2 separate regions of the Homo sapiens genome follow, and region 2 is linked to region 1. Evidence: chromatin loops called from intact Hi-C (ENCODE). Cell type or tissue: natural killer cell. All regions are shown on one strand. Links, peaks and the distances in the headings refer to the core of each region. The heading gives the core; the rest is flanking DNA.

Region 1 (5,821 bases), core at 705-4,704:
TTAAGTCTCTTTCTAAATATATTTAAGCCTCGTTTAAAGGAAGTGGTTTGCCTCAATGAAATTGCATTATCACCATCATTTAAGTTTTAATTGCAGAAACCAAAGATGAGTTAACTCTCTGCTTTAGGCAGTTACTATTAGAGAGGGAAAAAGACTTGGTAACTTAGTGTTAACATTACAATCAGTAATTATCCCACACTGGCAGAGCTAGCCAAAATGCTTCTACTACTACTACTACTACTACTACTACTACTACTACTACTACTAAAATCTTCCACTTGGCCAGGCACGGTGGCTCACACCTGTAATCCCAGCACTTTGGGAGGCCAAGGTGGGTGGATCATGAGGTCAGGAGATCAAGACCACCCTGGCTAACATGGTGTAACCCCGTCTCTATTAAAAATACAAAAAATTAGCCAGGTGTGGTGGCGGGTGCCTGTAGTCCCAGCTACTGGAGAGGCTGAGGCAGGAGAATGGTGTGAACCCAGGAGGCGGAGCTTGCAGTGAGCCGAGATCACACCACTGCCCTCCAGCCAGGGTGACAGAGTGAGACTCTGTCTCTACAACAACAAAAAAAAATCTTCCACTCTACTCACCTCAGTTAAAACCAGCAATGCCTTTAGTATTGCCAATGTGCAATATAGTGACCCTTGGAGCATTCCACAGCTGACAGTGCTGAGAAAATTGGGTTTCTGCTCAACAATGTCAAATTTCAAATATTTGACTACTAAAATTTTTCATAATAAAATTGAAAATTGAAATATTAACTGAAACTTTACACTTATTCTCATATCTCAGAAATTTAATCAAATGATGGTGCTATTTGGTGTTAGCCTTGGTTTTGGACAAACATTGATTTTAACATTCACCCATTTAGCATTTGGCCAAAACATGTATGTGCTGCATCTCCATTTTCCTTCTGTCTTCATGGACTTTAATTTCTCAATTCCTTTACTGTTCTTTTAGTGAGATTTTTGTTTGTTTGTTTTTGAGATGGAGTCTTGCTCTGTCACCCAGGCTGGAGTGCGGTGGCATGATCTCAGCTCACTGCAACCTCTGCCTCCTGGGTTTAAGCTATTCTCCTGCCTCAGCCTCCTGAGTAGCTGGGACTACGGGTGTGCACCACTATGTGTGGCTAATTTTTGTATTTTTAGTAGAGACGGGGTTACACCATGTTGGCCAGGCTGGTCTTGAACTCCTGACCTCACGTGATCCGCCCACCTTAGAGTCCCAAAGTGCTGAGATTACAGGTATGAGCAACCATGCCCAGACTTTTTAGTGAGATTTCATAAGGGAGCAAAAGTAAATACACATGATTAATTAGTATATACTATGTTTTTAAACCTTGTTGGTTTCCTTAAGAATATGATTGTCTTAGTCAGTTTGGCTTCCTATAACAAATGTACCATAGACTGAGTGGCTTAAACCATAAACATTCATTTCTCACAGTTCTGGAGGCTTGGAAGTTCAAGCTCAAGGTACTGGCAGATGTGGTGTCTGGAGAGAGCCTGCTTCCTGATTTGCAGAAGGTCATCTTCTGGTTGTATCCTCACATGGCAGAGAAAAACAAGCTCTTCTGTCTCATCTTCTAGGGGCACAAGTCCTATTCACGAGGGCTCCATCCTTACGACCTAATTACCTCCCAGAGGTAATTACCTATGACCTAGTTACCTCTTACTACCATCACATTGAGGATTTCAATATATGAATTTGGGGGAACACAAACATTCAGTCAACAACAATAATCATCATAATAGTTGACACATACACAGTGCCTCTTATGTTCCAGAAACTCTTTTGCATGCTTTACCTATAATAACTCTTCTAACACCTCAAGTGAGGAACTTGCCCACCTTAGCTCAGCTAGTAAGTAGAGCCAGGACTCAAACAAAGCATTTTGGCTCTGGAGTCTATACTTTTAATCATTAGACTACTGCTTCCTGAACAGCTTAATTTGTCATTAAATAATTTTCTACAATACTATTTTAGGTACTCTTTAGCATTCTATTACATGGATAAATAACTTATATTAAAAATCTCTCGTAATTGAACATCTAGGTCATTTCTATTTTTCCTCTATTAAGCAATGTTGACCTGAATGAAATTATAGCCTGTCTTTGTGCCACCTGATGATTTTCTTGCATTAAGGATGTGTATTTTAACCACAGCCACTTAGAAGTGTTATAAAATGTAGTACAACCCACCCCGCTGCCTTCAGAACAGGACGCAAACAAGGCTGTAGCTCTGTCTTGCTTGGACAATTCTCTACTGGCACCTACCAAGCTGCGAAGCTTCCTTCCTGTCTTGAGGTTTCACAGCCAGTTGCTTTAAATTCCCCCCAGTGTTCCTTGCCTTGCAGTGCTCACTACTAAGCAACAAACACATACACACAGAGACCACTTGTCTTAGTTCCACAAACTTCTCATATAGCAACGAGAGATGCTGGAGGTAATAAACTAGGTAACTTACAGGTTCAAAGCCTCACATTACTAACTGATGCTGGCTTCAAGCATTCTCGCCTTTCCTGAGCACTTCCTTATTCATCTCTTTCAGATGCTTTTCCATTTCCTGTGCTTTAACTGACACTCTTTTCTATTAGGTTAAACCACAGGAAACTGCTGATACTCAGCCACTTTTAACCTACAAAAATTAAAATTACACCTGGTTCAACCTAACGAGGTTGAGATGTTTATTTACCCATTGGGGAACATGGTAACAGTTTGTGATACTGTAAAGCTGTTCAAAACCTGTGAAAACCCTTCCTATCCTTGAGGAATTATTTTAAATCTTCATCTCTATGGAGTAAATGCCAGAAACTCACCTTCCCAGGCTGCTCCAATCAGATACAAGATTTTCTACTCAGAAAAGAATGACAGGAAGAGCTATTCTGCCATTGAGGAGAGACAGGAATAGGGGTGGGAACTGGGCATGGGAGGGTTCTTGACCTGGGTGGTGGTTATATGGAAGCGTGGTCTGTGATAATTCTTTTCTATTCTGTGTTATTCTGGAACTTTAAAAAAGTTTTGGAAACTCAGTTGTGGCAAGGGTAGGGGTGAGACATTGAGCTACCAGTCTTGGTGGTGTCCGGATTCCTGTGTCAGCAGTGTGAGCTGCAGGATCTGTATCCAATGCTGCCCTCTGGCCTCCATGGAGCAGTCCTGTAGGCAATTTTGGCATAGTTCTTGGTGTACAGTCTCCATCACTGTTTCTCTGGCTCTCCTGGAGTTTCTTTAAGATACCAAATATCCTTTAGTAAACATTCTTTCTGCTCTAATTAGCTATAGAAGGTTCTTATTTTGTTGTTGTTGTTTTGTTTTGTTTTAAGAAATAGGATCTCACTGTGTCACTCAGGCTGGAGAGCAGAGGTGCAATCAGAGCTCACTATAGCCTTGAACTCCTGGGCTCAAGTGATTCTCCCACTTCAGCCTCCTAAAGTGCTGGGATTACAGGCATGAGCCACTGCACCCTGCCGGGTTCTTGTTCATGACTAGCATCTAAGAGCCCTAGCTGATAAAAGGGAATTCAGGTTCTGTTCAGGCTAGACCTTCACCTGACACTGAAAATGCTGTCCTCAAGGCCACCTGAATGCTGGCTCTGTGGAGTACTCTATGGTACTCCAGACTCTAGTGCTCCCTCTGTTCTACAATCAGAGCATGCAGGGCTGAAAGTATATACAGCATGCCCTGCTGCTTTCAGCTGACTATTATTAGCTTCTCTAAAAGTCAATTTTTTACATTAATCTCCACTACTTTCTCCTCTATAAACCCCTGTTCCCCAAGAAATACAAGCACACACACACAACCACCAGCAGCAGCAGCAGCAGCACCCCCATCACCACCACCACAACCTGGAATACCCAGGACTATGAAAAAGTCATGACACACCACGTCTCACTAGAATGTAATCTTCATGGGCAGACTTGTCTATTTTGTTCAGTTCTCTATCACAGCATGTAGAATGGTGCCAGGCAGATATTAGGTACCCAGTAAATATCTGTTAAATGAATGAATATCTTGCCCTAAAATACATCTATCCATTTGTTTATCAAACGAAGAACAAATGCTTATGGAGACATGGGCTCAGGCACTGGTGTGTGTATTAGGAAAGTCATGGCTCTGCCCATGAGCAGTTCGAAATGAGTTAACGTTACTAATGACCCCCACAATATATGTTTTGTCACTTCTGTGAGCCCAATTGGAGCTTCTTTTTAGTGAAGCTCTGGGGCAGTACAGGTAGGAGGTCTTCATAACCAAGAGGCAATGCCTTCCGGCTCTTCATCTCAGTTTTAGGCCAAAGAGAAGGGAGCCAGTGACAACATGAACTGGTAAATGAGATATCCAGGTATGTGCCCACCACTTTTGTCCAGGCTAATTCCCTGGCTAGATGGCTGGGAACCAACTTCAACCATGAATAAGGCAATATCAGGTGGCTAGACAGCAATCAGGTCCTCTCACTCCCCAGTGGCTCTTCTTCAGGCTTAGAATTAATCCCCAACTCCTCACCCTTTTACTAGCATAGCTATGAAGTTCCTAAACATGTTTAACAAAAAAATTTATAGATTAGAAAGACCAGAGAGAACTTGGCTCAAGATATTTTTCTGCATATAGTCAGAATATAAAAGCTCTGGGTGTATTCCTATTTGATTTTTAAAAAGATCAGCTTAATCAAACTGACAGTAGCTGAGAGAGAGAAAAAAAAGAGTATGAGATACTTAATAATGTGAGATATATTTAATAACTATCTGGCAGAAAAGTAAGTCTTATCAGGAAGCTTTATTTTATTTTATTTTTTTCGAGACAGGTCCTCACTCTGTTGCCCAGACCAGAGTGGAGAGACACGATTATGGCATACCACAGCCTCGATCTCCTGGGCTCAAGTGATCCTTCTACTCTAGCACCTCATGCAGCTGAGACCACAGGGATGCGCCACCATGCTGGGCTAATTTTTTAGCTTTTTTGTTGAGACAGGATTTCACTATATTGCCCAGGCTGGTTTTGAACTCCTGGGCTCAAGCAATCCTCCCACCCTGGCCTCCCAAAGTGCTGGGATTACAGGCATGAGCCACCACACCTGGCCATCAGGAAAATTTTAAGACACCATCTGGAGCATGTGATCTGTTTTCAGTCTTCCAGAGGTGTATTTACTGTGACCCTAATGAAACTAAAGCCTTAGAGCCCCTTATTTACACAAGCACCTTTCAAATCTCTGTACCTAATTTTATATTTTTTAAATATGTTTTCTCAATGAAGGACACAAAGTTATTTAAGCGTTAGGCCCTACAAAATCAGGTCTGAATGTGCATGCTCCATATGGAAAGAAGGACTAAAAATTAAATAGCCTTGACATAAATATTGGCCCTGACAAGGAACTATGTCCCTACATCACAAATCTGCTTAGCTTTCTTCGCTCACGTTTGGGGTTAGATTGGATTGGTAGTGCATTGGTCTATTCTCACACTGCTAATAAAGACATATCCGAGACTGTGTAATTTGTAAAGGTAAGAGATTTAATGGACTCACAGTTCTGTGGCAAGCCAGGTCTCATTAATGCAAGCCACCGTAACAACTGTTTCAGTACTGACTGAGTTGTTAAGTTAAATATTAAAAGCTAAAAGAGCCAGTGTCCTTATACAAAGGCTAGAATGTAACAAAAAGCCCACCAAGAGTTTTGCCTAGGCCTTTCCTCTGCCTTAAAGCATGATAAGATAACAAAGGAATTCTTAACAGGACCTGTTTAGGATTAAACAAGTTTTATTGGGGGTCTGAAGACACTTCCCAGGCCTCTGCAAACAAGTTTATTGCGGGTCTGAAGGAACTCCCCA
Region 2 (4,000 bases), core at 1-4,000, 150 kb after region 1:
GTGGTTTTCTTCCCTTGTTCCCTGAAAATCGCTGTTATTCTGTTCTTTTTCAAGGTGCACTGATTTCATATTGTTCAAACACATATGTTTTACAATCAATTTGTACAGTTAACACAAATATCATAGTGGTCCTGAGGTGACGTACATCCTCAGCTTACGAAGATAACAGGATTAAGAGATTAAAGTAAGACAGGCGTAAGAAATTATAAGAGTATTATTTGGGAACGGATAAATGTCCATGAAATCTTCACAATTTATATTCCTCTGCCGCGGCTCCAACCAGTCCTTCCATTTGGGGTCCCTGACTTCCTGCAACATCTGGGGAAGGGAGAAATGCCTCAGAATATTTTTATGCATGTATGTATGTATGTATGTGTGTATGTATGTATGTATTTATTTTGAGACAGAGACTCACTCTGTCACCCAGGCTGAAATGCAGTGGTGTGATCTCAGCTTACTACAACCTCTGCCTCCTAGGTTCAAGCAATCCTTCCCCTCAGCCTTCCAAGTAGCTGGGATTACAGGTGCCCACCAACACGCCTGGGTAATTTTTGTATTTTTTAGTAGAGATGTAGTTTCACCATGTTGGCCAGGCTGGTCTCAAACTTCTCACCTCAGGTGACCTGCCTGCCTCGGCCTCCCAAAGTGCTAGGATTACAGGCGTGAGCCACCGCACCCAACCTATTTTTAAAGCTCCTCAGGTGATTTCAATGATCGGCCAAATAAAGCCCTCATTTGCTCTAAAATTCTGAACCCACTTTGTAATTGCATTAAAGATAGAAAAGTAGCGCAAAAGAATAGTACCTGGTCAGTGCCAAAATGAAGTTTTCTATGGGAGGCTGCTTCTATACATGACAATGCTAAAATAGCACTAATTCTCATCTGTGCCACTTTGTAAATGTCACAACAAGGCTTTACCTTCTTAACAAAGCCCTGTAGAGACAGCCTGCCCTGAGGAATTAAAATTCACTTGACTCATTGGGATTAGCACTTGGTATTTTTCTCATAACAAATACATTGGTAGTGCACACAAAAAGATGGATAACTTCTACCAACCTCTGAAACTGAATTGCCGAATATCACTGACATATTATTAATTAATTATCTTATATCCTTTGTGACATCCTTTAACTAAAAACTCAGGACTGGCCGGAGGGAGAGGAGAATGGGCAGTTATTGTTTAATGGGTACAGAGTTTCAATTTGGGATGATGAAAATAATTCTGGAGATGGTAGTGATGGTTGCTGTTCTTTGTTCTTTTACGTGGATGCAGTCAAGTGCATCCACAAGAAGAGACACAGGAGATGTTCAGGAAAACACAGACATGGTGGACCACTCAGGGCCACATGAAAAAGCATCGGTTTCAGTCAGGAGGCAGAGAGGCAGGAGGGTGGGGAGGACCTGGGCCAAGCCTTTATTGGAGTTTCCACAAGAAAGGCAGAGCAGGGTAAACAGTTTAGGATTGGTTAGGTTGAATAATTTCAGCAGGCTCTAAGCTATAGGGGTGGTCCCTAGTTGCCTGGTACCTGGCATTGGAATGATAAAAGCAGAGGAATAAATATTTCCTTGATAGAAGAGTTCTGGCCCTGGATAGGTTAGTCTGTATATCAAAGACATGCTCCCAGCCTAACTCTTTGCTATCTCTACAAATTAGCTAGCCCCGGAGGGGCATTCTCTCCCAGCCAAGAAGAATTTAAGATGTCAAAGCATAATATGCAGAAAAGTGAAAATATAAACAATATGATTGCCCCACAATGTAAATGTATTTAATGTATAGCTGAAAATGGCAAAATGGTAAATTTTATGTTATATTTATTTTACCACAATTTTTTAAAATCCCAGTATCCATAAGATCAAAAATATAGTAATCTAGGCAAAAGACAAGAACCAAAAGAAAAAAATGGGGAGGTAGAAGACAAAACTTACATCAAGAATTTCGAGGGTCACTGAAGTATGTCTCTTCTCCAAGTATAAAAGAAGGAACTGGCTGGGCGCAGTGGCTCACACCTGTAATCCCAGCACTTCGGGAGGCCAAGGCAGGCAGATCACTTGAGGTCAGGAGTTCAAGACCAGCCTGTCCAACATGGTGAAACCCCATCTCTACTAAAAATACAAAAATTAGCCAGGCGTGGTGGCGGGTGCCTGTAATCCCAGCTACTCAGGAGGCTGCAGCAGGAGAATCACTTGAACGCAGGAGGCAGAGGTTGCAGTGAGTGGAGATCACGCCACTGCACTCTATCCTGGGCGACAGAGTGAGACTCCATCTCAAAAAAAAAGCCGTCTTCTACAAAATATTGGTCACCTCCAAAGTGCAAATTTTAAGCAATTCTCAAAATTACCCAGCATAGTAGATGATAAAGGAAAGGAAACAGTACAGAATTGCTTCATCCTCTACAACCAATTTTCACTTCTCATTATTCTGTCACGCTCTAAAGACATTCAGGAACTCTGATGTGGGTTATTCTCCCCTGAAAACCTGACTCATCTTAATGTGTGAAGCTGCAACACCAGAGGCTATGCCTTTTCTGCACTTCTTGGCTGGCCAATTCAGTGTGAATATGTTCTCTGGTTAAACTAGATCATCAACTCAGCTGCAGGCCCTTTCTACAGGAGTGCTCAGTTATGCATCATGTGCACACGTGTGTGTGCATATGTAATCACTAATATGTGTTTTAATCTGTAGACCTATGTGCATCATTATCCTGAATTTCTTACCTCCAAATCACTCTTTTAACACACCAGCCTGTGTAGTTTTCATCCAAAATAGTTTAACTGACAAGAAAGCTATTGCTCCATTGCACCTCCTCACCTAGCTTTCCTCTACTCTCTGGGAAACCCACCATCAATTCTTCTTTTTCCTTACTCATCTGCCAAATCTTTTCTCCATTCCCTATGCCAAGATTCTCCGGCATAAACACCTATGGCTGCCAAACCTTCCTGCTCTTGTCCCAACATAAGCAAACTGAAGATGACTACCCTTTGCGCTCTCTGCAATTTGCTTTGTATATCCAGTTGCCAGATGCCTGCAGAGTAAGTACTCAGAGAAGGGAAACAAGCTGCTCCTTCTTCTGCAGAAGGCGAGTGAAGAAAAGAGGGGCTAGGTGTCTAAAGCCATTGGTAAGAAAGACCCTGGAGCCTTATAAAGCACTGGTTTTAAATGACTAGGTGTGATCTACCTTTGTTTTCCTCTTTTCTGTGAATTTTGTAGAAGTGTGATCTTTATCAAGATGCATTATTCCATTCCTTCCAACCTGCCCAAACATTTATGTTGCTCCCTAAATAACTAAGAAATCGTTTGAGGGCTGGTAGAGCAGTTTGGTCCATATGTAAAGATGTGTCAGCTTTCCAGTGTTCAGGACATTGTTCTGAGGCCTTTGCTCTAATACAGGCCTGCACGTAGCACACAGTGAGCACTGCACTGGCATCAGGAGAGTTGGAATTTGCATCCTGATTTGGCCACTAACCAGCTCTGGGTACTTGAGCAAATTATCTAATTTTCTATACCCCAGTGTCTGCATTTGTAAAATGGATATAATAACAATGAACACTGTGGAGCACTTAGGATGTGAGCACTGATCTAAGTAGCTTACACATATCACTTCCTATCATCCTTTCAGCAACTCTATGAAGTGGGTATGTTATTATTATCACCCATTTTAAAGATGTCAAAACTGAGGCACAAAGGTTCATTATTAATATCTTGCCATTGATCTCAAACTATATACAGAGGTAGGATTCAAACCCAGTCCAATGGCCAGAACTCATACTCCCACTCAGGGTGTTCCATTGCAGACCCTGTCTCGCTGAATTGTGATCATTAGATTTAGTATTTGGAAGTAAATGTAACATGTTATTAGTTTTCCTGAAGTTCACTTCCCTATCTGTTAAAAAGAGACAATCTCTAAGTTTCAGAGTTTCTATAAGGAGTAGAGATAAAGCGGGGTTAGTACCCAGAACAATTCATGACACATATATTAGGTTATTGATACACTGGAGCTAC

Evidence for each region. Peaks named below come from ENCODE experiments on the same cell type or tissue, not always from the same donor. Only the 100,000 strongest peaks of a DNase experiment are listed, where the experiment ranks them.
Region 2: it touches region 1 in a loop (6-fold over the local background); 1 of 110 quality-filtered maps calls a loop at or near these places.

What each region holds. Positions count from the first base shown.
Region 1 is chr14:52,173,818-52,179,638 of GRCh38, forward strand. No RefSeq gene overlaps it. Among named protein-coding and RNA genes, the nearest start is that of LINC02319, 51 kb to the left of the region's middle. In natural killer cell, for the core only: no CTCF peak of the experiment used is centred there; DNase peaks (open chromatin) are centred at 2,304 and 3,014; H3K27ac peaks cover 3,152 bases.
Region 2 is chr14:52,322,872-52,326,871 of GRCh38, forward strand. The region is part of intron 1 of PTGER2 (prostaglandin E receptor 2); the gene reads left to right. Among named protein-coding and RNA genes, the nearest start is that of PTGER2, 11 kb to the left of the region's middle. RefSeq lists enhancers at 2,252-2,301, 2,322-2,371, 2,512-2,661. In natural killer cell, for the core only: no CTCF peak of the experiment used is centred there; a DNase peak (open chromatin) is centred at 2,470; H3K27ac peaks cover 2,626 bases.